Linked DNA regions of Homo sapiens: region 2 is linked to region 1. Evidence: chromatin loops called from intact Hi-C (ENCODE). Cell type or tissue: heart right ventricle. All regions are shown on one strand. Links, peaks and the distances in the headings refer to the core of each region. The heading gives the core; the rest is flanking DNA. Region 1 overlaps MMP24-AS1-EDEM2 (MMP24-AS1-EDEM2 readthrough). Region 2 overlaps GGT7 (gamma-glutamyltransferase 7).

What was found. A loop is a pair of places that touch in the nucleus more often than their neighbours do. Peaks named below come from ENCODE experiments on the same cell type or tissue, not always from the same donor. Only the 100,000 strongest peaks of a DNase experiment are listed, where the experiment ranks them.
Region 2: a loop joins it to region 1, with 2.4 times the contacts of the local background. A loop is called at or near these places in 20 of 110 quality-filtered maps.

The regions. Positions count from the first base shown.
Region 1 is chr20:35,258,137-35,273,510 of GRCh38, forward strand. It overlaps MMP24-AS1-EDEM2 (MMP24-AS1-EDEM2 readthrough), which reads right to left. Exons shown (of 15, transcript NM_001355008.2): 2 at 13,869-14,009. It overlaps MMP24 (matrix metallopeptidase 24), which reads left to right. Exons shown (of 9, transcript NM_006690.4): 5 at 5,655-5,816; 6 at 9,069-9,283; 7 at 11,624-11,762; 8 at 13,433-13,699. Among named protein-coding and RNA genes, the nearest start is that of MMP24-AS1-EDEM2, 12 kb to the right of the region's middle. RefSeq lists enhancers at 3,138-3,899, 3,900-4,663, 4,664-5,425. In heart right ventricle, for the core only: CTCF peaks have their summits at 11,334 (motif pointing left) and 11,534; a DNase peak (open chromatin) is centred at 11,325; H3K27ac peaks cover 96 bases.
Region 2 is chr20:34,853,918-34,869,291 of GRCh38, forward strand. It overlaps GGT7 (gamma-glutamyltransferase 7), which reads right to left. Exons shown (of 15, transcript NM_178026.3): 2 at 9,396-9,631; 3 at 8,897-9,048; 4 at 7,528-7,645; 5 at 6,337-6,404; 6 at 6,052-6,125; 7 at 5,526-5,722; 8 at 2,889-2,976; 9 at 879-1,006; 10 at 614-702. Among named protein-coding and RNA genes, the nearest start is that of GGT7, 11 kb to the right of the region's middle. RefSeq lists an enhancer at 9,116-9,667. In heart right ventricle, for the core only: no CTCF peak of the experiment used is centred there; a DNase peak (open chromatin) is centred at 7,968.

The DNA.
Region 1 (15,374 bases), core at 7,206-15,205:
ACGTTGTGGCATTCCTATTTATCTACCTTTTTTTGGCTGATGTATTTTAAAGAAAATCTCAGGCATTCTAACATTTCACCTTTAAATACTTTAGTATATACCTCTAACAGATAAAGGCTAATTTTTAACATAAGCACACAATCATTATCAAGCCCAACAAAATTAACAATAATTTTTTAAAATCTAATACCCAGTTCGAGTTCACTTTCCCAAAGTACCTTGGAAATGTCTTTTACAGTTGTTTGCTTGAATCAGGATCCAAACAAGATCCACACACACATGGCTGACATGTCTCTTAAAGCCCTTTTTATTTAAAACACCCCCGTCCTACACACACGTTTCCCTCCATATATTTGTTGAAGAAACTGGGTCAGGTGTCCCGAGTATAATCATTTGGCGTGACTAGAATCAAGTTTACTTTTAATACGTCTCTCTTGCCCATAATTCCTGAATGTTGTTCATTAGATTTACAGGCTGACTAGATTCAAGTTCAATTTTTTTGGCAAGAATACTTCCTAGGTGGTGCTGGTACTTCCTATTCACCATATTAGCAAATACATATGATGCAGACTGTCCCACTTTTAGTGATGTTGAGGTCGAGCATTTGCTTCAGGTTGTGTCAGCCTGACCCAACCATTATACAATTCACCTGGAGAACTTAAAAAAAAAAAACAACAAAAAAGATTGCCTACGTCCCAAACCAAACCTCCTGAATCAGAATATCTTCCCCACCTCCTCCATGTGTTTAAAAGGCTCCCCGGGCCAGGTGCGATGGGAGCACTGGAGTAATCCCAGCACTTTGGGAGGCCGAGGGGGGGCAGATCACCTGAGGTCAGGAGTTCGAGACCAGCCTGGCCAACATGGCAAAACCCCGTCTCTACTAAAAATACAAAAATTAGCCGGGTGTGGTGGCACATGCCTGTAATCCCAGCTACTCGGGAGGCTGAGGCAGGAGAATGGCTTGAACCCGGGAGGCGGAGGTTCAAGTGAGCCGAGATTGCACCACTACACTCCAACCTGGGTGACAGAGTGAGATCCTGTCTCAAAAATAAAAAAGAAAGAAAATACTTTTTAAAAAAATAGGAAATTCACCCCTTTGGAAAGTGGCAGAGCCAGGTGTGACCCCAGGACTCCGCATTTTTAAGTCACCACAGGTGGTTCTGCTGCAGGTGGTCCGAGTATTTCCCTTGGTAAAATACGGTGCTTTTGGCGCTGTTCCATTCCGGGGGCTGTCACCTGGTTCTTCAACACAAAGCTTGTCCTCAAGGAACCCACAGTCCTGGGGCAGCGAGCATGTGCACTAGTGGCAATCACGTGGGGAGGAAGCGGTCAGTGCCATAAAGGCAGTTCAGGGAAACTGCTGGGAGGGCACAGCAGAAGGAGCACTCACTGCCAGCTGGGAAGTCATGGAAGGCTTCCTGGAAGACAGGCATGGAGCTGAACTTTGAAGGAATCAGGTTATTCCAGGGGAAGGGGCAGCACTGGCAGAAGAACAGAGGCAAAGGGAAATGCTATCACCTTTCGTGGGGCTGGGGGAGTTAATGAGATGGGAACGACCAAATATGGAGATCCTAAAAGAAAGAAATGAGGCAGAGACAAGGTCCACTTGAGTAGCCGAGTAGACTGCTGGGGACTTGCTCGGAGGCCCAGGGACTTACAGGAACACACCCTATCAGGGGTGCTGGTGCTCACACACAGCTCAACAGGACCCTGCTAATGAAGGGTAATACTTCTGTACCAGGAGCTGGTATCAGCGCATTACACACCCTGCCCCATGAATCTTCACCCACATCCCTATGACGAAGGTGCCATTGTTCCTTCTATCTTCCAGAGGAAGAATTTAAAATGTCACACTGCTAGGACATGGCAGAGCTGGGATTCAAAACCAGGCAGTCTGGCTCCCAGAGACTGCATTCCTGACCACTCTGCTTCCCTGCCGCTCACCCTCTTGAAGAGTGAAGACCCTAGCAGCCTCCTGCCCATGGAGCATGGGGTCCTCATAGCAGGCCTCTCCTCCTCATACCTCTGCCTTCACCTCACAAGCTCAGGGAGTCCTCCTGCCCCTGCCCTGCTCCCTCTGTCTCCCCCTCAGGGCTCTCTTGGGTTTCTGTGCAGCAGGATACTGGCTCCCTCGCTCTTCCCTTCCTTTTGGTTCCTGGACCCAAACCACAGGCCTCTTTCCTTTAAGGGGTCACTCCTGTTCTCTGCAGACCCAGAACAGGGGTTAAAAGAGCAAGAGACAAGGCTGCGGACAAAGGTTTTGAGTCTCCCACAGTGCTCAGAGCCGTGTTCCCTGGTTCCCAGCTGAGCTCCCTGTGGACAGCCCCTGGGGAAGAGCCTGCTCAGGAGACAGAGGCCCTGAACAGCTTGTCCCAGGTCATAGAATAGCCCAGGAGCACAGCCAGGACTGGACCCCAGGAAGCAGAGCTGCCTTCCGCTGGCTCTACCAGTTTGTTTGGGATGGAGCTCAGCGATGAGCTCACCCTTCCCTGCTGCCAGAGGGGCCAGGACCTGAGTAAGGAGCTGGGGGCGGCCTGGCCCTCTCATGCCAGCAGAAGGCCAGCCCCAGGCTTTTGGCCAACCTTGCACTGATCTTGCCCATCCCCCTTCCTTTCCGTTGCTCAAAGGTGGCTTCACAGAAGACACTGGCGGTGTCAGTAGTGTGGGAGGCATGTACTGCCCGTGGCCTGGGTCTGCCCCATGGGGTTCTTCTCTCTTCCAGAGACCTAAGCCAGGAAGGCCAAACAATCCCCACCCCCATGTGTCCCTAGGCCAGTGACGCTGGGGCCAGAGTGGGCAGTAGGACTCTAGACCACCTCCTAGGTTCCTGGCAGCCTCCCTGGACTTACAGGTGGCAGGAATGGGCCGAGCCATGCCTTAGGGCCAGAAGATAAGAGGCAGGGCTCAAGGGGCTACAAATGCCAGAGGTCAAGGCAAGCAAGGGTCTGACACTGGGCAGACAGGAGTCAGGACTGGTGATCCACAGCCTACCTGACTCCCTACCCCCTGCATTTTCTCCCCAAAGCTGCGGTTACTTCATCCCCCTAAGTTCAGGCCTCCTTGTCCTGTCCTAGGCACAATACAGAAGCCCAGGGGAGTTGGCTTTCAGAGGATCTGGTTGCTGGCGCTCCACTGGCCTCGTGCTTCCTTTCTGGTCAATGGGCTTCCTCCAGTAACCAAGCTTCTATCTTACATAGGATTACAACAGCTGCCATTCTGTGTCATACCACGCACTTCACGTGTATCTTATTCAACCTCACACAACCCGGTGAGGTAGGTCTGATGCCCCCAGTTTACAAGTGAGGACATTGAGGCTTAGGGGTAGCCCTGCTGGCCATATTCACAAACTGGCAGGGGGAATGAAGGTAATCTGTCCTACTCAGGAGCCCAAGCTCGTAACCACCGTGCCATGGAGCTGCCTCAGTTCCACCCTCAGGATCCTGTGTCCCACTTCCAGGACCTGGAGTGTGTTTTCACCTACACTTGAATCCCTGCCTCAATCTTAGCCAACAGTTCCCTGCTTCCACAACCAAGGTCCTGCAGAGAGCTGCCCACGCCCGGGCCCCACCTGCCCTGCCCGGGGTCTCCTGAAGCTGACTGCCAGTTTGCCAGGACTTGCTCTCTTTGTCCCCACTCCCTCCCTCCACCTCAGGGCATCCTTTTTTTTTTTTTTTTTTTTTTTGAGATGGAGTCTCACTCTGTTGCCCAAGCTGGAGTGCAGTGGCGCGATCTTGGCTCACTGCAACCTCCACCTCCCAGGATCAAGCGATTCTCCTGCCTCTACCTCCGGAGTAGCTGGTACTATAGGCGCAGGCCACCATATCTGGCTAATTTTTGGTATTTTTAGTAGAGATGGGGTTTCACCATGTTGGCCAAGCTGGTCTCGAACTCCTGACCTCAAGTGATCCACCCCGATCAGCCTCCCAAAGTGCTGGGATTACAGGCGTGAGCCACCACGCCCAGCCAGCTCAGGGCCTTTTCATCTCTTGTAGGGGTGGGTTGCCCCTCCACACCTGTGGGTGTTTCTCGTAAGGTGGAATGAGAGACTTAGGAAAGAAAAAGACACAGAGACAAAGTATAGAGAAAGAAATAAGGGGACCCAGGGAACCAGCGCTCACCATATGGAGGATCCCGCCAGCCTCTGAGTTCCCTTAGTATTTATTCATCATTTGTGGGTGTTTCTCGAAGAGGGGGATGTGTCAGGGTCACAAGACAATTGTGGGGAGAGGGTCAGCAGACAAACACGTGAACAAAGGTCTTTGCATCATAGAGAATGTAAAGGATTAAGTGCTGTGCTTTTAGATATGCATACACATAAACATCTCAATGCTTTACAAAACCGTATTGCTGCCCGCAGGTCCCACCTCCAGCCCTAAGGCGGTTTTTCCCTATCTCAGTAGATGGAGCATACAACCGGGTTTTATACCGAGACATTCCATTGCCCAGGGACGGGCAGGAGACAGATGCCTTCCTCTTGTCTCAACTGCAAGAGGCATTCCTTCCTCTTTTACTAATCCTCCTCAGCACAGACCCTTTACGGGTGTCGGGCTGGGGGACAGTCAGGTCTTTCCCTTCCCACGAGGCCATATTTCAGACTATCACATGGGGAGAAACCTTGGACAATACCTGGCTTTCCTAGGCAGAGGTCCCTGCGGCCTTCCGCAGTTTTTGTGTCCCTGGGTACTTGAGATTAGGGAGTGGTGATGACTCTTAAGGAGCATGCTGCCTTCAAGCATCTGTTTAACAAAGCACATCTTGCACCGCCCTTAATCCATTTAACTCTGAGTTGACACAGCACATGTTTCAGAGAGCACAGGGTTGGGGGTAAGGTTATAGATTAACAGAATCTCAAGGCAGAAGAATTTTTCTTAGTACATAACAAAATGGAGTCTCCTATGTCTACTTCTTTCTGCACAGACACAGTAACAATCTGATCTCTCTTGCTTTTCCCCACAATCTCTCGCCTGGACCCCAGCATCCAAACAGATCCCCCTGCCCCAGGTCTTGTTCCCTCTAATCCTCCCTCAACTGCAGCCAGAGTGATTTAATTGTATCACCACCCCCACTCCTACTTAAACCCCCCACTAGCCAAGAAGCTGATCCAAATTCCTTTGTATGGCATTAAGCGCCCTGCTTTCCAGCCTGGCTGACCTCATCTCTCTCCGGCCCTCCCCTCCTGCTTTGTTCCAGAGCCAGGTGGAATGAAACTGCCTGTCTCTGGACTGTGTTTATTGCATTCCATCCGCCAGGAATGCCACCCCCACCCTTCCTCTCCTGCCCCCTGAATCCGTTCTCCTGACTAACTTCTGATCCTTCAAGACTGAGCTTCAACTTCACCTTTGTGAAGCTTTCCCTGAACATCTTCCTCCAGGTTTAAATGACCCCTCTCTCCTCAGAATCCCTGCTCGACCCTCCCAGACATTCTTAAAGCACCCAGAGCCCTCTGCCTCACTTGTCACTCTCTCTCTCCTTGTCCCTGCTCTGCAGAGAGGCTTGGGAGGCAGGGGTTGTGCCTGATTTCTCTGTATGTCCCTGGTGTCCAGCACGGGGCCTGGCACAGGGCCCGTGCTCGGTGTTTGCTGAGGTAATGGGTTGGCTGACCGACTCATATCTAAGCAGGTGCCCTGGGCACCTCCCCACACTCCTCTCCACAGGGAACGACCTCTTCCTGGTGGCTGTGCATGAGCTGGGCCACGCGCTGGGACTGGAGCACTCCAGCGACCCCAGCGCCATCATGGCGCCCTTCTACCAGTACATGGAGACGCACAACTTCAAGCTGCCCCAGGACGATCTCCAGGGCATCCAGAAGATCTATGGTGTGTGGCAGGGAGAGGGGGGACTGCTCCTTCCTCGGGGCTGGGCTGTGACTGCCTACCTGTCATGGGGCAGGGGACGAGGGAGGGGGACGTTGCTATCATCAGCACTGCTGCTGTTTCTCTGTGTGTGACCTTTACAGACTTCCAATGGCTTTGCCTGGCCAGAGGGCAAGGCTTCCCCTGGCACACCTGGGAAACCTAGGGGAGGGTCTGAGCTGTAACTGAGAGGGACAAAAGTGAGGTGAGGGCCACCCATTCCCTCTCCTTTACCCCTCCCCTTCCACACTCTTCCCCGTCCCTTCATGCTTCTCTCCCTCCCTCCCACACCAGATGGTGACTGAGTGCTCCCATAGATTCCACCTCTAGCCAGGCAGGTTCACACATCTGCAGGAGTAACGGTGATACAGCGTGATGGGGACTATAACCAGAGCTTTGTTCTTTAAAAAGAAAAAACGAGGGCCAGGCGTGGTGGCTCTTGCCTGAAATCCCAGCACTTTGGGAGGCTGAGGCAGGCAGGTCACTTGAGGTCAGGAGTTTGAGACCAGTCTGGCCAACATGGTGAAACCCCATCTCTACCAAAAATATTAAAACAAACAAACAAAAAAATTAGCCAGGTGTGGTGGTGGGCAAGTGAAATCTCAGCTACTTGGGAGGCTGAGGCAGGAGAATCACTTGAACCCAGGAGGCAGAGGTTGCAGTGAGCTGAGATCGCACCACTGCACTCCAGCCTGGGCAACAGGGCGAGACTCCGTCTCAAAAAAAAAAAAAAAAAAAAAAAAAAAAAAAGAAAGAAAAGGTGAAAGATGAGAAGCTACTGCTATCTAGGTAAGATATGAAAGGCCTCCTACACACCTCTCTCCCAGTTCTGTTCACACTGGTATGTGAGGTTCTTGTTCTGGTCAAGTCAGGTGAGCTAGGGAGACCAGTTTACTTGAGCAAATGCTTGTCAAGACAGCACAGGCACCCACAGCCCACAGGCTACGGAGCACAGAAGGAGGGCTCCCTCTGGAGGAGATGACCCAGCCAGAGCCCTGGAGGACAGGCAGGACCTCCACAAGTAAAGCAGCAGAGACCAGGTGGGGGCTGTGGGTCCCAGAAGCTATTCCAAAGGTAGAACAACAGGATCTGCTGACAGATCAGACATGGGGTGAGAGGAAGGAGGGAGGGTCAAGGATGCCCCCAGGGTTTCCAGCTTTTGTAATTGTGAAGCAATAGGGTCCACCAGTCTGCAGCTCAAAATTCTAGGCTGGAGGCCGAGGCGGGCGATTACCTGAGGTCAGGAGTTCAAGTCTAGCCTGGCCAACATGGCAAAACCCTGTCTCTACTAAAAATACAAAAAATTAGCCTGGCATGGTGGTGCACGCCTATAATCCCAGCTACTTGGGAGGCTGAGGCAGGAGAATCACTTGAACCCGGGAGGCGGAGGTTGCAGTGAGCTGAGATCACACCACTGCACTCCAGCCTAGGCGACAGAGTGAGACTCCGTCTCAAAAAAAAAAAAAATCTAGGCTGGAATACTTATTTGGGATCTTTGTTGTTCAATACAGTAACCACTAGTCATACACTAGTATGTATTAAATAAACTACTATTAAATAAACTAGTATTAAATTTCATAGTAATGAAATTTAAATTTATATTTATTAGGCCGGGCGCGGTGGCTCAAACCTGTAATCCTAGCGCTTTGGGAGGCCGAGGTGGGAGGATTGCTTGAGGCCAGGAGTTCAAGACCAGCCTGGGCAACAAAGTGAGACCCCTGTCTCTACCCCCCCAAAAATATATTAAAATTATCATTTCAGTTATAGTTCTTTAGTGGGTCTCAGTCACACTAAGAACTAGTCATTCATCTTAAGACCTCAGTAGCCATATGTGGCTGTGGCTAGGGGCTACTGTAGTGAACGATGCAGATATGGACCATTTCCATCATCACAGAACACTCTACTGGACAGCTCTGATGCAGGTCTGTAAAGCCATGAGCCTGGATGAGACCACCTAGAGCAGTGATTCTCAACTTGGCTGCCCTTTGGAATTACCTTGGGATTCTAATAAAAAAACACAGACACCCAGCCCTCAGCTCTAGAGATTTGGTTTTATTAATAGTTGGGTATTGGGCGTGGTGGCTCACGCCTGTAATCCCAGCACTTTGGGAGGCCAAGGTGGGTGGATCACTTGAGGTCAGGAGTTCAAGACCAGCCTGGTCAACATGGTGAAACCCCATCTCTGCTAAAAAAAAAAAAAAAAAAAAAAAAAAATCACCTGGGTGTGGTGGTACGTGCCTGTAGTCCCAGCTACTTGGGAGGATGAGGCAGGAGAATCACTTGAACCTGGGAGGCAGAGGTTGCAGTGAGCTTAGATCACGCCACTGCACTCCAGCATGGGGGACGGAGCGAGACTCCTTCTCAAAAAAAAAAAAAAAAAAAAAAAAGTTGGAGAGCTGGCCTGGTGCTTCCTGAACATCCAGTTTGAAAAGCTCCCAAAGGTGATCCTAATATGCAGCCCAAGTGAAGAAGCACTGACCTAAGGATGAAAATGTAGAGACGGAAGAGAAGAGGACCCAAGGGCACGCCAGCCTCTAGAGTAGGGCAGATGAGGACACGCAGCCAGCAAAGGAGACTGAGAAAGAACAGCCCATGAGGCAGGAGGACAACCAAGAGAGTGTTTCCAGGAAAGTGTTTCTATGAATCTTGCTGCTCAAAATGTAGTCTTCAGACCAGCAGCATCAGCATCACCTGAGAGTGTGAAGGAATGCAAACTCTCAGGCCCCACCCCAGGCCCTCTGAGCCCTCATCTGCATTTTAGCAACATCCCCAGATGATGCATGTGCTTATTAAAGTCTGAGTCAAGTAACCATTGGATGATCTTGGCAGAGCAGTTGGAGTGGGTGACGGGTAGAAGCTGCACTGGGGTGGGAAAGAGAATAAATGAAGGGGGTGAGGAAGTGGGGCCAGTGCGTGTGAAGGGGGCAAAGAGGGTATGGCCTAAGGAAGAGCGCTGACCCTAAGGAAGGACATGATTGCTCTGTAACAGGAGAGAGAAAAGAGAAGATACCAGATTCGGGGATGGAAAGATGAGAGTCCCATTCTAATGGCTATTTTCATCCATTTTCTCAAAGACTGGGGGAGTTAAACTGGGGAGAGGGAACAGGAGGCTGAACTGGGACAGACTTGTCTCAGAGCTGCCTGGGTGATGCTGAGACTGGCAATGGGAGGCGGGAAACGGCTGCCCCCTCTCTAAGATGCAGCTCCTCTCTCCAGGACCCCCAGCCGAGCCTCTGGAGCCCACAAGGCCACTCCCTACACTCCCCGTCCGCAGGATCCACTCACCATCGGAGAGGAAACACGAGCGCCAGCCCAGGCCCCCTCGGCCGCCCCTCGGGGACCGGCCATCCACACCAGGCACCAAACCCAACATCTGTGACGGCAACTTCAACACAGTGGCCCTCTTCCGGGGCGAGATGTTTGTCTTTAAGGTAGGGCCAATGGATTGGCACCACCCAGCTGGCCCCTGACCTTTCCTCCTCCTCCCCGACATCATGGAGCTGGGGAAGGCTCCTGATTTGGGATTCGATTACAATGGGGCCTGGACAGGAGCTAGCCCAGTGGCCAGGGCATGGGGTCTCTTCCTAGTGCTGCTGGGTGAATCAACTGTTCCCAAGAGGGAGGGGGAAAGATGGGTGATCCCTCACCTCCCCTGGGGTTAATGCTGGGAGAAAGTGCTGGAAGCTGGCTTCTGGTCTGTGACCACCCTTCTTGGGACCTCAGTTTCTCCATCCGAAACCTGGGGGAGTCATTCCTCTAACAAAGAGTGTGTGAAGATCCAGTGAGTACCCGGCTCTGAAGATGGTCAACTTGGAGTAGGGGCTAGGTCAGTGGTGGCTGAGTCTGACTCCAGACCCTACCAAGGCTTGAGGGGCTGCTACTGGCAGCAGCCCAGGGTATATCTTGTCATCTGTCCTCCATCAGCCATGGACTGACAGGGTGGCAGTCTGCTTGACGTGTTGCAGGTTGGGCTCTCGGGGAGTGAACTCTGAGGTGGGGTCTGGAATGCAGGATTTCGATTAGAGAGTACTTTCAGAATCAACATTTGTGAGGGGGAGAAGGAAGCAGGACAGGGAAGAGGGAGAGGTTAAGTGGCAACAGAGGCCCATGGCAGCCTCAGCCACCCCCGCAGGGAGCTCTGGGGCTACGGTGGCCTGTCACTCAGCCTACGTTGGGTCCAAAATATCTGGAACATTATAACCCCTACCTCATTCAATCACTGGATGAGGAAGGGCATCCAGTGACTGAGGAGAGCTCTCTGAAGCAGGGAACATCCCCAAAGGGGCTGACAGTTGAAAACTGCCTGCTGGCCACACTGCTGGCCACTGGGGCAACAAGCCCTTCTCTGAAGGGGATCTGGGCAGGGTGGCTCCATCACACAGGATGGTGAAAGAGGCTGCCTCGCTCCCCTTGTGGAGTTCTCCCAGCACGCACTGAGCACTGCGCAGGAATCGGGCAGCGTGAGTCAGCCCCAGTCTGGCTTCTCACTGAGTGGCTCTAGGCAAGTCACCTGGCCTTTCTTAAGACTCCGTATATCTCAGATCAACTTAACAGAGACATGAAAGTCAAAATAAGGTCAAAAACCTGGATGTGAAAGTGCTTTGTAAAACACCTTTTAAAATACTAGCTTTTGTACCATCTTTTACAAATCATGCTTCTTCTTCTGCACTCATTCTACTTTGATCCAACTGAACCGTTCATAGGCAGGTCCGGGTTTTATCATCCCCATTTACACATAAGAAAACTGAGGCCTGGAGGCTGGGCGCAGTGGCTCACGCCTTGCAATCCCAACACTTTGGGAGGCCAAGGAGGGCGGATCATAAGGTCAGGAGATCAAGACCATCCTGGCTAACATGGTGAAACCCCATCTCTACTAAAAATATAAAAAATTAGCCGGGTGTGGTGGCGGGCGCCTGTAGTCCCAGCTACTCAGGAGGCTGAGGCAGGAGAATAGCATGAACCTGGGAGGCGGAGCTTGCAGTGAGCCGAGATTGCGCCACTGCACTCCAGCCTGGGTGACAGAGCGAGACTCCATCTAAAAAAAAAAAAAAAGAAAGAAAACTGAGGCCTGGAGGCTACAGGCCTTGCCTAGACTGCTTGTGTACCAGCCCAAGACTGAGGCACCAGTTACAAGAGGCGTTTTTACTGGACTCGGACTATTTAGCTGCCATTTACTCAACATGGACTGTGTGCCCCGTACTGGTCTGGGCATTTTGCCTAGAATCTCTCATCTGATTCTCCATTATTACCTGCACTTGCAGGTGAGGCCTAGGTCATGCAGCTATAAATGGAGGAATGTGAATTCATGCCCAGGTCTCGAGGGAATTCCCATGACTTGGCTTCCATGATCCTGGCCCTGCTGGATGGAGCCAGCCTCATGGAGGGCGCTCGGCCCAGGCTCAGTGACCACCCCAGCCTCCCACTGTCCCGAGGACCAGTCTGGCTGATGTCAGTGACGCTCCACTGCCCCCATGTGGCCACTCCAGGCCCCAACATCATCCTTTCCGGCTCCCTCACACCTCCTTTTCCACACCAGGCCTGTCTGCTGTTTGTCTCATTGTCCACCCAGCAGCAAGAGTCAGCAGGAGGCTGAATTGAAGACAGTTACAGGAGCATCCTGTCTTCCTCCCAGGGCTTTAAAAGTCAGAAGCAGCTAATGGACAGTCTCGGTGGAGGGCTGGGCTGTTGGGACCTAAGCCCCACAGCTGCAATCACTGGGTTCGGAGGCAGGGCCTGACACACCTCTCTCCCCCTCTCCCGCTTCCTCCCAGGATCGCTGGTTCTGGCGTCTGCGCAATAACCGAGTGCAGGAGGGCTACCCCATGCAGATCGAGCAGTTCTGGAAGGGCCTGCCTGCCCGCATCGACGCAGCCTATGAAAGGGCCGATGGGAGATTTGTCTTCTTCAAAGGTAATGTAGACTGTGCTGTGGGACAGTTCCCTGCCCAAGGTCTTGGGACCTCCTTTTTCCCATCTAAACTGGAAGAGGCGGGGTGGGAGGCAGATGTCCTCAGAGGGCCCCTCTAGTCTAACGGAGACACTGACCTCTGACAAATCAAGTCAGAAAGTGAGACTGAGAATCTGTATGTGCCGAGATTGGTGGGGTGACCAGCTTCGTCCACATGAAGTAGAGTGTGGGACAAGCAATTGAAGACCACCCAGTACCTCATGGGAGGCCATCGGGTCAGTTCTGTAAGAACCCAGAGGGAAGAGGTCACTCAAGCTGGGGAGGTCGGGGGAGGGTGTGGGAGGGAGCTAAGGTGCCCACCCTGTACCCAGCACTGTGCTAGGTTGTTTCATGACAGTTATCTTGACTCGGGCCAGACCTCAGATGGGTGAGATACAGATAGTGAGAAGCAAGGAAGGCATTCCAGAGGGACAACGGCTGAATAAAGGAGCAGGGCTGGGATGTGTACGGACGGCCACAGGGCTTAGAAGGCCCACCTGATGGCCACGGAGGCCCCGCCTTGGAAAGCTGTGAGAAATGGCCCAGAAAGGTCATTTGGAGGCAAATCCTGAAGAGCCCTGGCTGCCAGGCCAGAATGTGGTCTTGATCCATTAGGCCAAGGCTGGAAATTCATGGAATGTTTCCGAGCAGCAGAGAGCCAGAGGGCAGGAGGTGACAGACATGGCAGGGGCAGGGCAGCCATTTCTGAGGTGGTTCTGGAGCGCGCCACTCATGAGGCCCAAATGAGGGAGGAGCCGTGCAGCTGAAGGGCAGGGGACAGCTGCCAGGAGAGTCAGAGGGCCTCAGAAGTGGCTGAATACTCGGCCAGGCGCAGTGGCTCACGCCCGAAATCCCAGCACTTTGGGAGGCCAAGGCTGGCAGATCACCTGAGGTCAGGAGTTTGAGACCAGCCTGACCAACATGGTGAAACCACGTCTCTACTAAAATTACAAAAACTAGCCAAGCATGGTGGCACGTGCCTGTAATCCTAGCTACTCAGGAGGCTGAGGCAGGAGAATCGCTTGAACCCAGGAAGTGGAGGTTGTGGTGAGCTGAGATCACACCATTGCACTCCAGCCTGGGCAACAAGAGCCAAACTCCATCTTAAAAAAAAGAAGTGGCTGAATACTGAGAGGAGAAGGAAAGAGAGGGTCAACAGTGAGGCTAGGACTCCCTGTTGGGGACCTGGGAGGCAGAAGGTGATGAGGAGGGAGCCCCTCTGTGGTGCAGATGAGGAGCTCTGGGGAGCCAGCCAATGCAGAGCTGCCGGTAGGCCGAGGGAGGTCAGGGTTTCTGGCTCTGCTGCTCAGGTCCAGTGGGAGAGCCTCAGAGTCGGGTGTCACTGGTAGCAGGTTTGGGGAGTGGTAGTGCATATGCAAAGTCATGTAAGTGGCTGAGATCACCAGAGAGGAGAGAGGAGCAAGTCACATGAACAAAAGAGGGTGGGACTCGGAGCCCAGGCAGCAGAGGCAAGTTGTCCAGGATCTGTGACTGGCCTCAGGCTTCGTGCCCTTCCCAACTCTAACTGGGCCAAGGGGCTGAGGGCATCAGACTGTTTTCACCTGACACCCTGAAGATGGGCAAACGGCACTGAGTGACTGGGGAAGCTGATCCTGGGCTCCTCTTGGCCACAGGTGACAAGTATTGGGTGTTTAAGGAGGTGACGGTGGAGCCTGGGTACCCCCACAGCCTGGGGGAGCTGGGCAGCTGTTTGCCCCGTGAAGGCATTGACACAGCTCTGCGCTGGGAACCTGTGGGCAAGACCTACTTTTTCAAAGGCGAGCGGTACTGGCGCTACAGCGAGGAGCGGCGGGCCACGGACCCTGGCTACCCTAAGCCCATCACCGTGTGGAAGGGCATCCCACAGGCTCCCCAAGGAGCCTTCATCAGCAAGGAAGGATGTACGTAAGGGCCGGGCCAGGGTGGGCATGGGGAGCCGGTTTTATGTGGTCCTCACCAGTGCCCACGGGCATACTCAGTGCCCATGGGCGTCCAGGTTTGAAAAAACACCTGGTGGCAGACAACTGCCTCATATCTACCCATGTTCACGTGGTCCATTAATTCACTTACCAGCTGCCAAGTCACACTTTTTCATCTGCAGGAATGATTCACGGCAGAGAGACGTTGTCATAGACTGACTTCATTCCTTCAGACAGCATTTCTCAAACACTTATCCTCAGTGTACTCCAGGGACGCCTTGAGTTACCCAATCTGAAAAGCAATGATGGGCATGCATGTTTCAAAGCCACTTTTTCACAGGGCTCGAGGGCAAGAAGATGGAAAGAAAACCTTCAAAAAAAATTTTTTTTTAAATTCTAAGAGATAAGGTCTCACTCTGTCGCCTAGGCTGGAATGCTGTGGCATGATCATAGCTCACTGCAGCCTCAACCTCCTAGTCTCAAATGATCCTCCTGCCTCATCAGCCTCCCGAGTAGTTGGGATTATAGGCACATGCCACTGTGCCTGGCTAATTTACATTTTTTTGTAGCAACAGGGTTTCACTATGTTGGCCAGGCTGGTCTCAAACTCCTGGCCTCAAGCAATCCTCCCACCTCAGCCTCCCAAAGCCCTGGGATTACAAGTGTGAGCCACTGCATCAAGAGAGAAACTTTTTATGTTTCCTGAACTCCTCCTAGAAGCCATGCTGGCCACCAGCCCCCACGACTGCCATCAGACACTCAGCCTGTCTCCCCACCAGCCTAGGAGCTTCTCAGGAGGAGCTGCTAGCCTGGCCAGATGCAGAGTGGGCCTCCAGGAGTGTTTGTTAAATAGATCTCCATTGATATGGTCAAAAACACAGACTCTAGAGCTGGACTGGCTGGGTTCGTAACCACCATAGTACCACTCACTATGAATCTGAGCAAATCTTTAATAAGTTTTCTGTTTTCTCATTTATAAAATGATAATAACAGTACCTACCTTTATATAATGGTTTTGTGAGGATTAAAGAAGACAAATTATGTAGCATACTTAGAAATAATGCCTAGCACACCATCCATGCTGTATATTTTAGCTGCTATCGTCATCATCATTGTCATCATCATGGGTTTCAGTTTATGTGGATTGACAGGATTCATTCACTCACTCCATAATAATAGACAGCTTGTGTGGTGGGAGCTGGGGACGTAGCAGTCAACAGGACTTGCAGACGTCCAAGTCTAGGGGCATAAAGCAAGATGGCAACAGACGCTATAAGGGAAAGACTCCCAGCACTTTGGGAGGCTGAGGTGGGAGGATCACTTGAGGCCAGGAGTTCGAGACCAGCCTGAGTAACATAGTGAGATTCATCTCTACAAAAAAAAAATACAAAAATTAGCTGGGCGTGGTGACATGTGCCTGTAGTCCCAGCTACTTGGGAGGCTGAGGCCAGAGGATTGCTTAAGACCAGGAGTTTGAGGCTGCAGTGAGTTACAACTGCACCACTGTACTCCAGCCTAGGCAATGGAGTGAGACCTTGTCTTAAAAAAAAAAAAAAAGGAAATAAATGCTGGGAGAGAGCAACGAGCTAGAGGGGGCCGTGTTAGAGATGGCTGGGAAGGAGTCTCTGAGGAGGCTTCACTGCTGAGAAAGCCAATG
Region 2 (15,374 bases), core at 3,453-11,452, 410 kb before region 1:
AGTATTTGCTTGGAGACTGTTTGTTTGTTTGTTTTTGGAGACAAAGTCTCACTCTGTCACCCAGGCTGGAGTGCAGTGGCATGATCTCGGCTCACTGCAACCTCTGCTTCCCGGGTTCAAGTGATTCTCCTGCCTCAGCCTCCTGACTAGCTGGGACTACAGGCACGCGCCACCACGCCCGGCTAATTTTTGTATTTTTAGTAGAGGCAGGGTTTCACTATGTTGGTCAGGCTGGTCTCAAACTCTTGACCTCAGGTGATCCACCCGCCTTGGCCTCCCAAAGTACTGGGATTACAGGCGTGAGCCACCGTGCCTGGCTTTTGTTTGGTATTGAGCTTTCTTTTCCTACTCAAAAGGAGGAGCAGATGGGCTTATATAGGTGCTATGCTAGCCTCAAAAAAATTTAAGAGCCACATGAAGTAAGCCAACTCATTGTGCTGATAGGAAAGGTGAGGTGCAGGGAGAGGCACCCAGTGTCACGTTGTGAGTTGGGGTTGAGCTGAAATTGACTTAGGATTTCAGGCCTTTATTGCTATACCAGCTGCTTTTCTCCTGACCCTTTCCCCACACCCACCGCTGCCTCTGTAGCCCCCAGGTCCTGCCCAAGACCCACCTGAGCATGTCATCCATGCTCTCAGTGATGGTAGAATCATAGACGGGATCTCCCAGTCTGCTGGCCAGGGCTAATGCAATCTTCAGGGTCTGAAAATACAGCAGGGATATGGAAGAGGCTGCCAGGCCCCTCCCAGAACCCACACCCAGTGGACTTTCGTGTGTGAGAAAACTTGGAGGGGATTTAGTCCTGCCCTATGGCAGTACCCAATCTCCCCACTCCTAATATCCTTAAATCCAGGGAAAGGCAGACGGGTCAGCCTTACCTCTGCCACCCAGTGAAGAGCCTGTTCTCGGGATACCAGGCTGGTGAGATTGAAGCCCTCCAGGATGTTGAGAGCACTGATGAGGGCAGGGCCCGTGTGCGGAGGTGGGGGACTAAGAACCAGGTGGCCTGAAAGGACAGGAAGTGACTGATGGCAGGGTAGGGGTCAAGGCACCTTCACATCCCACATCCCATCTCCACATTCCACCATCACACACTGAGACCACTGCGCTGAACTCCCTCACCAGATGGGGAAACTGAAACATTGAGAGGCAAAGAGACTCATTCAAGTTCACATGGCAAGTCAAGGGCAGGGCCAGGACTTGAACTCAGAACACTGGTCTTCAGTTTCCTCTGCCATTTGAGAAAACTAAGGCTCAAGAGGGCTGTGGCTTGCCCAGAGTCACACTGCAGGCTATCAGCAGAGCACAGCAGAAACAGGTGACCAGATGTTCATATTCCTGGCCTGTCATGTGTCTCCTTTTAGCTCTCCCATAGGCCAGGATATTATCCATGACTCCTGATGGTCTCATCCAGCCCCAAACTTCTTGGCAGCAGCAACCTTCTCTTCCTATTCTGTTACTAGATGTTTGGACATCAAAGGAATAATAGCTGATGCATAACACTAACATTAACTCATTTAGTCCTCACTGTGGCTACTGTTATCACACATATTTGATAGGTCCAGAAACTGTGGTACAGAGAGACAAGGGGAATCCAGAGCACTCAAGGTACTAGCATTGTTGAGACAACCCAGGCTGGGAAGGGGAAATGGAAAATCTATATTCAGTGCATGCTCTGATCAGGGCAACTTCCTACATCATCTCATCAAATCCTTATGGGCATCCTAAGATGTAGGCACTATTATTATTTCCATTTTAAGGAGGGAACCAAGGCTCAGAGTGGGAAGTAGCTTGTTCAAGGTAAATGGCACAGTTGGTACTCAAACCCAGGTCTTCCTAGCTCCAACGCTACGCTTGTTCTTTTTTCTTTTCTGTGTGTGTGTGTGTGTGTGTGTGTGATAATGGTCTCACTCTGTCACCCAGGCTGTAGTGCAGTGGCACAATCATGCTTACTGCAGCCTTGACCTCCCAGGCTCAAGCAATCCTCCCATCTCAACCTCCTGAGTAGCTAGGACTATAGGTACACCACCACGCCTGGGTAATTTTTAAATTTTTTATAGAGACGGTGTCTCACTATGTTGCCCAGGCTGGTCATGAACTCCTGGGCTCAAGTGATCCTCCTGCCTCAGCCTCCCAATGTGCTGGGGTTATAGGCCTGAGCCACTGCACCCAGCTGATAGGCTCTTTCCATTGCTTCATATTCCACTGCCTCTGGCAGAGGAATCAGGTTGGAGATTGAGGCCTGGAAAGTTGAACTCAGAGAAACCCTTTCCTGGGGCTTGATGTGATCTGGCTCTCCTAGAAGGGAAAGAACCTGAGAATCTTCTGAGAAATCCAGCACCTACCACCTTGGGTTCAGTAAACATGGACCCCACCCATGTCATAAGCTTGGTTTTCTGGGTTCCCTGTTGGTTTTCTTGAGTTTGGCCAGTTGTTATATTCCCTCCTCGGGCCTCAATTTCTTTTTGGCACTATGAGGAGCTGGGTCTATGACTGTCTTGAAAGGTTCATTCTACTGTGAAGCTTGGATGGACTTTGTCTTAAAAATTCTTAGGAAGTACAGGGCAGTGACAGCGCTGCTGGGGAAAGGGCAGAGGCAACACAGAGCCCAAATCAAGAAAACCTATGGCCAGAACCCCAACTTCCAGGTTGGACCCTTTGACCAGGTCCACCCCCCAATATCCTAAATACTTGGGGTAACTGACCCCACAGCTACTTTTCAGAAGGTGGGCTGACTCTGGTTTGCTTCAACAGTTGACTGCCCAGGTAGCTCACTGCCTTAGTTTCTCTCCTGTGAAATGGAGAGGAGTCTCTAGGCCAAAACGATGTGGCCATGGACTGGGAGGCTTCTCCTGAGGGGGGACCCTGGGAGCCGGGGGAGAGGTCACCTCTGTACACGCCACACACAGGCTTCTCCACAAGGGCGCTGTAATTGCTGAAGTCCTCTTCGGTTATGACACCCCCTGCGTGCTGAGCCTGGAGGGAAGAGAATGAGGGAATGACCTCCCACCACTGTGACATGGTGGTTTTGGCCTATAACACGTTTGGATCACAGACAGATCAGCTGTTTATAACTTCTGTGCCTTCTGCAACCCCCATCGTGGCCTTTAGAGACCCCATTATCCCTAGACACCTCAGGAAAAAGGAAGGGGGAAAAGCACTAACATTGAGCACCTATCATGTGCCAGGCATCACACTGGGTACATTCCATGAATGACCTCCTTAGCTTGCCATTCAAGACTTTTTGTGATCTGGCCCCAGCCTACCCCTCCCACCTCATGTCCTGCTGTTCCCCAGTGAGCTCTATGCAGCTGCAGAGTGACCTGCAGTTCCTGAACTCATGCCTTCGTGTCTTTGTACCTGCTGCTCTCTCTGCCTATGTAAAAGGAAGGTTTTCTACTTATGGCACACTTGCCTAGGAGATACCAAAACTGAATGCTGCATCTCACCACAACCAACTAAAGCCACTAGAAAACCATGACTTTGAGTGATCCTAGAAGGACTGACCCTTATTGGACATAACCAAGCCCTCATTATTGACCAATGAACCAATCTTGTACAAACCAATGGGCTCATTCCATCCTATCCAGTGTGCTGTCAACCCTAAATTAGCATAACCACTCTGAATCCTTTCCTTTTTTGTACCTTATAGTACTTGAAACCCTTGAGTTATCTATCTTCAGAGAATTACACATTGATTTTTTTTTTTTTTTTTTTTGAGGCAGGGTCTCATTCTGTCGCCCAGGCTGGAATGCAGTGGCACGATCATGGCTCACTGTAGCCTCAACCTTCCCAGGCTCAGATGATCCTCCTGCCTCAGCCTCCTGAGTAGCTGGGACTACAGGCACATGCCACCACACCTGGCTAATGTTTGTATGTTTTGTAGAGATGGGGTCTCACTATGTTGCCCAGGCTGGTCTCAAACTCCTGAGCTCAAGTGATCCACCCATCTTGGCCTCCCAAAGTGGGGATTACAGGCATGAGCCACCATGGCCTGGCCCATTTGAATTCTTGAGTTCCTTTTTCTGGCAAGTTAATAAACTCAACTTTGGGTTTCTTTTTATCAAAGATCTGATGGTCTTTGTTACAATCTCCTGCATTCCCTTTGCCACCTCCAGGAAAGGGCACACAACCCAGGCCTGGCCAATTGGGGCATTCCCTTCTGTGCCACAGTGATTGATTTGGGAATAGTCATGAAACCTATGATGAGCTAATAAGACACAACCTGGAGGCTTTTGCTGGAACTACTGGGAAGGAAAAATGCTCTTTCTCTGGGATAGCTTGCTGGAAGGATGGCCTGATATGGGCTGGTGGGGAGCAGGTGGAAAGGATCTGAGAGTGAATCCAAACAAAGGAAAGTAGAGTTGAGAGAGAGAGAAAGAGAAAGAGGGAGAGCAAATCCTAACACAGTGGATTGATAATCTGGACACAGAAGAATCTAAAGCCAGTAATCTCCTGGACTTTCCAGTTAAGTCTGTTTGAGTCTATCGCCACATCCAGTGCCCAGCATAGGGCTTGGCACAGAGCAGGCACTCTGTGAATGTTGAATGAATAACAGACCTATTTAATTCCCACAACTGTATGGCAGAGACAGATATAATCATCCCCATTGCTCAGATGAGAGAACCACTGAGTTGGTCTATGCATCCTTACCATGAACTTAATTTTCCATTAGGACTTTTGCACTATTAATGACAGTTCTCACATCTGTTACTGCCTGAGACTGGGACTCTTTGGGATTGGATGGTAAACTTCTGTGTCAATCTCCCCAGTCTTGATACTCAACAATGAAAGAGGTGCTTCCCTCAGTCCCTAGAAAACCCAAAAGCAGGGAAGGATTGTGAGCTTAGGGAAGCTGAGGCCGATACTGGGTCTCCACCAGGCCTGGGAGGGACATGACAAGCCCCTGCACAGGCTGGCATCACCCCTGAGAAGCCCAAAGGTACCTCTGAATCAAGACAGAACACTTCTGGCTAGGCATGGGGGCTCACACCTGTAATCCCAGCACTTTGGGAGGCCAGGACAGGTGGATCTCTTGAGGTCAGGAGTTCGAGACCAGCCTGGCCAACATGGTGAAACCTCATCTCTACTAAAAATACAAAATTAGCTGGGTGTGGTGGTGCACACCTGTAATCCCAGTTACTCGGGAGGCTGAGGCAGGAGACTCACTTGAACCTGGGAGGCGGAGGTTGCAGTGAGCCAAGATCGCACCACTGCACTCCAGCCAGGGTGACACAGCAGGACTCCGTCTCATAAAAAAAAAAAAAAGACAACACTTCCATCATCCCAGGAGGTTTTTCATGTCATATCCCAGTCAGCTCCTCCCAGCCCCACCAACCACTGATCTGATTTCTGTCACTAGAGGTTAGTTTTGACTATTCTAGAATTTCAAATGAACATAATCCACAGTAAATAATATAGAAAGAAAGGGAGGGAGGGAGGGAAGGAAGGAAAAAATGCGGACGCGGATGTCCTGCAATAGGGACCTTGGGGCATGCCCCCACCCGCACAACACGAGCACTTACCTCGGCCACCATCTCCAGTGTGAGGTTGCCACCTGCGTAGAAGGCAGCCGGGCCGGAGGTGCCAAGTACATCCAGCACCTCAGCCAGGTCGGGCCGATGCAGCAACGAGCCAGGTAGTGGCGGGCGGCCCGATGGCAGGAACGTCTCCCGGAAGCGCTCGGACATGTTGGGTGGCAGCTGTTCAGCCAGGGCACGGGCTAGGGGCAGGGACGGGAGGCTGGGCAGGGCGGGACGCCAGGACTGGACCGGATGAGACGCGCAATAGATGGGGTAGATGGGGGCTGAGTGGCCCACCCTAAGTGCCCTGACCCCCAGGAGCCTGTTAAGTGCGAGGCAGGGATGTCTAAGGGCCCTTCCCAGACCCCCTCGTTTGAGGCCGCCTCCAGGTGAGGGTGGGATAAGGTGGGGAGGGGGTCTGAGGAGCAAACTGGAAGAGAGGGCCTCTCTGGCTTGGGCTCCAAATCTCAAAGATTCTACCCTTCTCCATCAACCTCATGTCTCTCCCAAATCCCCAGGCCCCACTGACCTAGATCATGAGTCACGTTGAAGCCATCTTGGGCCACAGCTGCTGCAAAGGCCAGGACTTGGGACCATGGCAGCCTGGGGGGGCCGGAGAGCAGGGGGTGGAGGAGGTCCTGGGGGAATGAGGAGGGGTCCGGGGGGAGGGGGGTTCCTGGGAAGGAGAGTCCTGGCAAGGGAAGGGGATATTAGGAGGGGGAGTTGGGAAAGGAAGAATCCAGGGAAGTAGGAGAAGGCCACCCAAGGAGAGATGCAAACGGGGGTCCCTGGTCCCCAGGGGGAGGGTTGTTACCTGCCATAGAGCTGGTGAGCTTCATGTAGCCCCTTCACCATTCCGGGAACCCCCACCAAGAGCCCAGGCTGGGCAAGGCGGGTAGGCGAGGGAGAGAGGAGACCAGGTCACTGGAAGGGGGGTGCTGGGCTGAACTCCGCAGAGCCCCAAGCCAGGGATGGCTGGCACAGGGGAGAGACACAGGCCAAGTATCCCAGGGGAGGGACAAGCTTTCCCAAGCAGGCACCCCTCCCATCTCCCTGACTTCCTATCAGCAAATGCAGAAAGGCCTCTTTTAGCTGCCGTAGTTGGGGGATTTATAAATTAAGCAAAACTCTTTTAAGAGCCAGGACATAACCAGTGTAGAAAGACACCTGTCTACATTGGATTTCACCAACCCCTGCCTTTTTTTTTTTTTTTTTTTTTTTTTCCTGTTACCCAGGCTGGAGTACAGTGGCATAGTCATAGCTCACTGTGGCCTCCAACTCCTGGGCTCAAGTCAAGCGATCCTTGGTGCATGCTACTGTGCCTGGCTAATTTCAAAGCATTTTTTGTAGAGACAAAGTCTCACTATGTCACTCAGGCTGGTCTCAAACTCCTGGCCTCAAGCAATCCTCCTGCCTTGGCTTCCCAGAGTGTTGGGATTACAGGTGTGAGCCACTGTGCCCAGGCAACCCTACCTTTTAAAACGGTGGACAAAGGACCTTCATTTAACCTATTCAGTTTCACCCCACCATTACTCTGAGCTCTGAAGACTCAGGGGTGTGTTTGGCTTTTGCCACCGCACTAAGTACCCATTTTTCCAAGTTATTCGATATCTTCTTTTTCTTTCAGCAGACAGTTGGTTTACTTCTGGCAATTCCCCTCTAATCTTCCAATATATCAAGGGCTGGGAAAGTTATAGTCAACTGGCTCAGAGTGAGATGTGTGAGTTTCATTGCATCAACTTCGTGACATTTCAGGGTACTCAGTAGCCTTTTTTCTTCCTTCCCACGTGCCAGATAGGTAAGATTCCCAGAGAAGTAAGGTTCCAGATTTTCTAGTTCATTATTTTATCTTGGGGGCTGCCTGACTCTCTCATAGCCTAAGAGAATCCTGCTCAACTCTTTTTCCCACTCCCCTGGTAAATACTTAGCAAATTAATGCTTGGGTTAGCAGAAGGGCAATGAAGAGAGACTCCCCTGAACTCTCTCTTCTCACCAGGGTCCCCACCTTGGTCTCCCAGGATCTTTGCAGGGTCTCTTCCCTGAGGGCCCCTGGTGCGGACTCCCGGAAATCAATTAGGTGGCTCTCATTTCGTCGGATGTCATGTACCAGCATCACGCCCCCACTGGGAGAGACACAGAAGGGGAAGTGTGATGATAACATGCTACCCCTCTGTACAATGAATCTGCTGCCCCTCCACCCCCAGTGGTGAGAGCTGTAGGCTCAGTTTTTCATTTGGGGTCAGGTGTCTGAGCTCCCTCCCCAGCATGGATTCACAGACTCAGCCACCCTAAGAGGATGGGAGCAAAACCAAGAGGGTTGGAGACCCAGGGTCCATGGACCTCTTCTATCCTGTCACTGGAGACTTTAATCCCTGATTAGGAAAAGCCCAGAGACTGGCAGAACAGGATGTTCTGCCCCATGCCCCCACCCTGGACCAGAGCTGGACCCCTGCCAGCTTCCTGCACCTGTCTACTTGGTATGTCCCTTGCCCCTCCCCCAGGACTGGATTATGTAAGGATAGAACATGCAAAACCAAAAGAGGAATTTCTTTGGTACGGCTTGGAGAGCTGGTCTTACAGGAGCCAAGATAGGAACTTTGTCAGCTTGTTCCTTTTCTGTAGCTTATTTACGTCTAAGATGGGGGCTGCAAACTTAAATGCCCACAGCCAAATGACAAACTAAGGCAAGCAGGACAGAGAAGAGGAAGTGGTAGAAACTACGGCAAACTGGACAGTGCATGCCCATCATGGGAAGCAGCTTCTATTCCACGCCAGGTAACTTCAGCCATGTGAGAATGCGGGCCCAAGTTGTTATCGGATTTCCCGATTGTTCAAGAGATGTTGGAAATCTGGATTTTTATGAAAATTCTCAACTTTTTAACAAAAGCAAACAAAATTTTAAGACAGTTCAGTGTCTAAACCAAACCAGTCTGTGTGCTGGGTGTTGCCCATGGGTGGCCAGCTTGTAACTTCTAAGAGTTCTTAGTGCAGGGTGTATTTTTGGAGGACAGAGGGTGCAAGGCTTTTCATCAGACCCATAGGGATTTATGATCCTAGAAGTTGAAATATCTCTGCCTTAATTGATGACAGTATACCTCCACCTGTGCATCTTAATTTATGGTTTACAAATTTCTTTTTCTAGTTAAAAAAAAAAAAAAAAAGCTTCTGAAAACACTTTCAGGTTTTCCATAAGGTAGCTTTGCTCTTCTGACTCCATCCAGGGAGAAGGGGGTGAAATTTGGTGTAGAAAGAGAAAATGCAAGGAGTTGGGGCCCAAAAGCCCCTCTCCCTAAGTTAGGAGTGCTGCACATGAGGCCTACAGACCTGGAGGCAAGAAGTAGGCCTGGGGGACCCCGACCTCCACTGCTCCTTACCCGCCCAGGCCAGAACTGTGTGGAGCCACGATACCCAAACACAAGGCTGCTGCCACCGCTGCGTCCACAGAAGATCCCTGTTTACTGAGCACCTCGATGCCCAGTGAAGTGCAGCGGGCAGCATCGGTCACCACGGCACCCTGCTGGAAGATCTGGGAGGGGAAAGAGGACTTGGTGGGGGCAGGAGGAGCTGTCCACCTCCCTAGGGCACCTCCACTAGCCCTAGAACTCTACGCGGCATGAAGGTCGAAGCCCTGCCCCCTTGTTGCCTTGACTCTGCCCTCATTACCCCAAGTGCCTCCTAATGGATCTGTCCTTATTCTTCCTTGTTCTGTCTCCCTCATGCCCTGGAGCTCCTCTCTTTGGGACCTTCCTCTCCCAAGTCACCACCCTCTCTCCCCTTCTACCACTCAGCCATTCCCCAGTTTCCACAGTTCCTCAAACATTACCCCACTCCCCACTCCCCAGTTTCCTCCCCCTCCCCATTTGTCCCCCTCACCTGGGGGTCCCCGAAGTAGATCTGCATGACCAGCGCCACGGTGACACCGGTAGCGAAGGTGAGACAGGCCGTGACGATGACCGTGAGCCCATCCTGGCGGCAGGAGCACTCGGCCGCTGCGGCGGAGAACGGGTCTTTGCGCGTCTCGCGTAGCGGCGACCCGTCTTGGCTGCCCATCTCCGACGACGACGATGGCAGCCGCTGCAGCCGTGCAGACTTCAGGAAGGAGTCCGGGTCTGCGGGCAGGCAGCCGGGGTCGGTCTGGGCATCTCCTATCTGGCCCTGCCCACCCTCCAGGTGGGACTATTCAGCGCTTTCCCTGCCCCGCCCCTGCCACACAATCCCCGCACTGGCTAGCACTACTCACCTTTCCTCATTTTCGCGTGCACCCCAGGACAGGCGGGGCAACGGTGCCCGGCTAGGAAGAGACAGGGACCTCCCCAGCTGGGCAGCAGGGAGGCTGGATTCCCGCCCCTCCCTGATACCTAGGCCAAATTTCCTGGCACCCAGGGCCCAGGGCTGAGAACACTTCCTGGGGGGTGGGGTGGGGGTTCCAGCCCTCAGTGGAAATCGGATCCTGCCCCAGTTGGGGCCCAGCCTTCCATGCAAGGAGGCAGCTACATAAACAGAGTGGAGGGACCCTGCCTTCCAACCTCACTTCAGTTATCAGCTCACTCATTCCTTAAATATGGAGAGCCCTATGCTAGGTGCCAGGGGACGGGAACAGATAGTTCCTGCCCTCATGTGGTTCATAGAGCCCTGGAAGAAAAAGCCAATAAGCAAAGGAGTCTATAATTACAAGTTGTGGCAGGTGCTATGAAGAAAAAGGAGGAAATGACAGAATAATGGTGGTAGGGGAGGGAGGATTCCTTAGCTGCAGAAATCAGGGAAGGCCTCTCAGGAAGTGACTTTTAAGCTGAAAACTAAGGGATGAGAAGGAGCCAGCTATAATGTAGAGCAAAGAGTATGTGTGTGGAATGTTCTGGAAAGAGGGAACAGTGGATGCAAAGGCCCTAAAGTGGGAATGAGCTTGGCACATTAGAAAAAAAAATAACCAAGGCCTGGGCGGCTCTGGTGTAGCAGGCATGGGGAAAGAGTAGTAAGGGTGGAAGCTAGGCCAGATACATACTGAGCGCAGTGGCTCAATCTTGTAATCCCAGCACTCTGGGGGGCCGAGGCGGGTGGATCACTTGAGGTCAGGAGTTTGAGACCAGCCTGGCCAACATGGTGAAACCCCGGCTCCACTAAAAATACAAAAATTAGCTGGGCATGGTGATGTGTGCCTCTAATTCCAGCTACTTGGGAGGCTGAGGCATGACAGTCACTTGAACCCACAAGGTGGAGGTTGCAGTGAGCCGAGATCGCGCCACAGCACTCCAGCCTGGGTGACAGAGTGAGACTCTGTCTCAAAAGAAAAAAAAAAAAAAAGGAAGATATGTGGGGCTCTACTAGCCTGGGGAGAAGCTTGGGTTTTACCCTAAGGACTATGGGAGGTCACTACTCGAGAGGCTATTTTTGTTTGTTTTTGAGATGGAGTTTCGCTCTTGTTGCCCAGGCTGGAGTGCAATGGCACAATCCTGGCTCACTGCACCCTCCGCTTCCTGGGTTCAAGCGACTCTCTTGCCTCAGCCTCTCCAGTAGCTGTGATTACAGGCACATGCCACCATGCCTGAGTAATTTTGTATTTTTAGTAGAAACAGGGTTTCAGCATATTGGCCAGGCTGGTCTCGAACTCCTGACCCCAGGTGATCTACCTGCCTCAGCCTCCCAAAGTGCTGGGATTACAGGTGTGAGCCACCGCACCCAGCCCACTACTAGAGAGTTTTAAGCAAGAATGTGAAACCATCTGTTCTGTGTGTTATTGTTGTTGTTTGAGACAGGGTCTGGCTCTGTCACCCCAGCTGGAGTGCAGTGGCACCATCTCAGCTCACTGAAACCTCTGCCTCCCTGCAACCTCTGCCTCCCAGGCTCAAGCCATCCTCCCACCTCAGCTCAGCTTCCTGAGTAGTTGAGACTACAGGCATGCCCCACTACACCTGGCTAATTTTTGTATTTTTTGTAGAGATGGGATTTCGCCATGTTGCCCAGGCTGGTCTCAAACTCCTGACCTCAAGTGATCCACTCACCTCAGCCTCCCAAAGCGCTGGGATTACAGGCATGAGCCACTGCGCCCGGCCTGTTTTGTGTTTTAAAATGATCCCTCTGGCTACTGTCTGGAGACAAACTGGAGGACGATAAGAGTGGAGGTAGGAGAGAACTGAAAGCTCACTATTTGCTGGTGGCTATGGACAAGTCAGTCAAGTCATGCACCTCACCTTCCTCATTCTAGTAATGGAACTAATCCCTAACTGGTGGGATAGGGGTACAAGGATTCCATGAGGTGATGTGCACCCAGTGCACTGTAGGTACTCACTCCAAGTTATTTCTATTCCTTTTCCACCTTGACCAGGGCTGAGACCCTCTTCCATCCCATAGCTCCCTCCTCTGAGTGTTATTAGCTGTGAACCCAGGTCCCTAAATGGCCTAAAGGTCCTAGGTGTTTGTGAACAGTAAAGAAATAGTCTTTACTTTACCTTGACCTCATGCTGTACTCACAATATGTTTTTTAAAGTTTATTCATTCAATTTTTTTAGTACCTGCTACTATGCACTAGGACTATAACCCCTTTAAAAGTCTATGTGATAATATTAAAAACTGACCATTTTATTGTTCTGTTTAAAATACGTGGTTCACTGATGCCAACATAATAAACATCTAAGCTCCTTGTGGTGTTTAAAGACCTTCATGATCCACAGTCCCATCTTTTGTGTAAATAAGAAACCAAATATATAGATAAAATGATGATATATGCAAGAAATGTTTATAAATTATTACAGAAGTTACTCTTGGGAAAGGATACTGAAGATGGGAATGAGATGGGGTGGGAGTTTTTTTGGTTTGAAATTTTTACCACTTATATCTATTTCCTTTTTAGAAATCAATACATAAACCGGGAGTGCTCGTGCATGCCTGTAAGCCCAGCTATTCAGAAGGCTGAGGCAGGAGATCACTTGAGTCTAGAAGTTCAAAGCTGCAGTATGATTGCAATATGAATAGCCACTGCACTCCAGGCTGGGCAACATAGATAGACCCTGTCTCTAAAAAAAATTAACACATATATTTTGAAATGAAAAGGAAAAATTACAGGGAGATAGGAATGGGAAAGGGGACTTTTTTATTCTTCCTCACTATTGCTTTTTTTTTTTTTATCATGAACATGTAATTTTTGTTTTTGTTTTTGTTTTTGAGACAGAGTCTCACTCTGTCGCCCAGGCTGGAGTGCAGTGGCGCAATCTCGGCTCACTGCAACCTCCATCTCCCAGGTTCAAGTGATTCTCCTGCCTCAGTCTCCTGAGTAGCTGGGATTACAGGCACATGCCACCACGCCTAGCTAATTTTTTATATTTTTAGTAGAGGCAGGGTCTCACCATGTTGGCCAGTCTGGTCTTGAACTCCTGACCTCAGGTGATCTGCCTGCCTCAGCCTCCCAAAGTGTTGGGATTACAGGCATAAGCCACCGCACCCTGCTGTTTTTAAACTTTATTTTCAAAAAAAGGTTATCTTCTGAGACTCTCCCTCACTTCATAATGCTTGCCTCTAACCCTCAACATCAGCATCACAGAGTCTGTAAATAAAACTGGAATTCATCCAAACAAACAGACGTTAAACACCCACTGTAGGCACAGAACTCTCCTTGGCCCCTAGAAATGTCTTGTTGTTGTTGTTGTTGTTGTTGCTGTTGCTGTTGTTGTTAATAGAGACAAGGTCTTGCTATGTTCCCCAGGCTGTTCTCAAACTCCTGAGCTCAAACAATCATCCCGCCTCAGCCTCCCAAAGTGTTGGGATTACAGGCGTGAGCCACAGCACCCGGCATTAGAAGTTTCAAAAGAAGTGTGGGAAAGGGTTTTGAACTTATATTTATTGATGCTGACTACATATTAAGCATTTTACATATATTCCTTTATTGAAGTGTTCCCAAGACTTTATGAAATAAGTCCCACTCTCGCCACTTTACAGATGAGAAAACTAAGACCAAGAAAGGTGATATTGCCCATCTCAGGTCATAAAATGAGTAAGTGGGCCAGGTTTGGTGGCTCACGTCTGTAATCTCAGCACTTTGGGAGGCCGAGGTGGGAGGATTGTTTGAGCCCAGGTATTCAAGACCAGCCTGGGCAACATAGCAAGACTCCTGTCTCTACAAAAAAATTTTTTTAATTAGCCAGGAATGGTGGTGTGCACCTGTTGTCCCAACTACTCGAAAGGCTGAGGTAAGAGCATCACTTCAGCCTGGTAGTTCGAGGCTGCAGTGAGCCACTGCCCACCAGCCTGGGCGACAGGGTGAAACCCTATCTCAAAAAATTTAAAGTAAAATATAAAATAAAATAAAATGAATAAGTGGCAGGACCAAGAGTCTGTGTAACTAGAAAGCCTCCTTCCCATTGCTCCACATGGCATCAAGAGCCATTTCTACCCTCAGAAACCAACCTTACAAGCTAATTTTTGTTGCTATTTCTTGGTACTTATTGCTTTGTTTTTGAGAGATAATCTTCCTGCCAGGCTGGAATGCAGTGGCGCAATCTCGGCTCACTGCAACCTCCGCCTTTGGGTTCAAGCATTTCTCATGCCTCAGCCTCCCAAGAAGCTGGAATTATAGGCATGCACCACCATGCCCAGCTAATTTTTGTATTTTTAGTAGAGATGGGGCTTCACCATGTTGGCCATGAGGCTGGTCTCAAACTCCTGGCCTCAAGCAATCCGCCCGCCTTGGCCTCCCAAAGTGTTGGCATTACAGGCGTGAGCCACTGTGCCCGGCCCTAGGTATGGTTTAATTTGTTTTCTCCAGTCAGATATAAGGATCCAGGAGGTAAAGGTGACATGTCCCTATCATAGCTATTCAAGACTCTCTACTCCACCAGTCCATCATAAAGTTATTGATTTATACAATAAAAATATTTACTGAGTACCTACTATGTGCACTGTGGAACAGCTAGGGCAATAACAGTGTTGATTTTACTGATAGGGAAGAGCAACAGCAGGATACTGGAAAAAGATTAATTTGCAACCAGAAGGAATAAGTCTTTTGGGAGAAAGATGACAAGTTCAATTTTGGTTATTATAAATTTGTGGGACACCATAAGAAGCTGTCTGGAGGCAGTTGGCCTAGTAGATATCTAATTTTTACCTTCAGGGCTCATCCCTGGTATCTGCTTGGATACCACTTCTCATTCAATTTTCTTTTAAGGAACATTCTCTCTCCTCTCTCAGCCAACTCCCTCATCCCTGACCAAAGTATATAACTCAGACTTGGCCAGTCAGAACAGGTACCTCTGTGCAGTAACAGGCAATGTGAACAAAGCCAGGCCAATAAGACCCAAACTTTGTTATTTTGCTGGAACTACTGGGAAAGAGAAAGGCTCCTCTTTCTATTACACTTAAGTTGCTAAGTTGGTAGGATGTAAGCCTGTAGCTGCTGGGGGCATCTTGCCCCTAATAAAATGGGAGGCCTTCTGCCAATGAAGCCCACCAAAAGAAGGCAGAGCAAAAGATGGAGAAAAGTCCATTCCTTTTTAGGTACCTTAATCCAGCTATGCCTGAAACCCCATATCCCTGGACTTTTCAGTTATGCTACCCAGTAAAATTCTCTTTTTGGATGTAGCTCAGTTAAACTGGGTTTATAACAAAATAATCCTGAACAAAATTGATTATACAAGTCCAGAGTTTAGGAGAGTGATCTTGGCTAGAGGCTAGGGTCATCCCTGGCTTGTTGTTTATTCCCTTAAGGGGAGAATCACTAAAATAAATAAATAAATAAATATATATATATATAAAATTTTGAAACAGTGTCTCACTCTGTTGCCCAGGCTGGAGTACAGTGGTATAATCTCAGCTCACTGCAGCCTCAACCTTCAGGGCTCAAGCCATCTGCCCACCTCAGCCTCC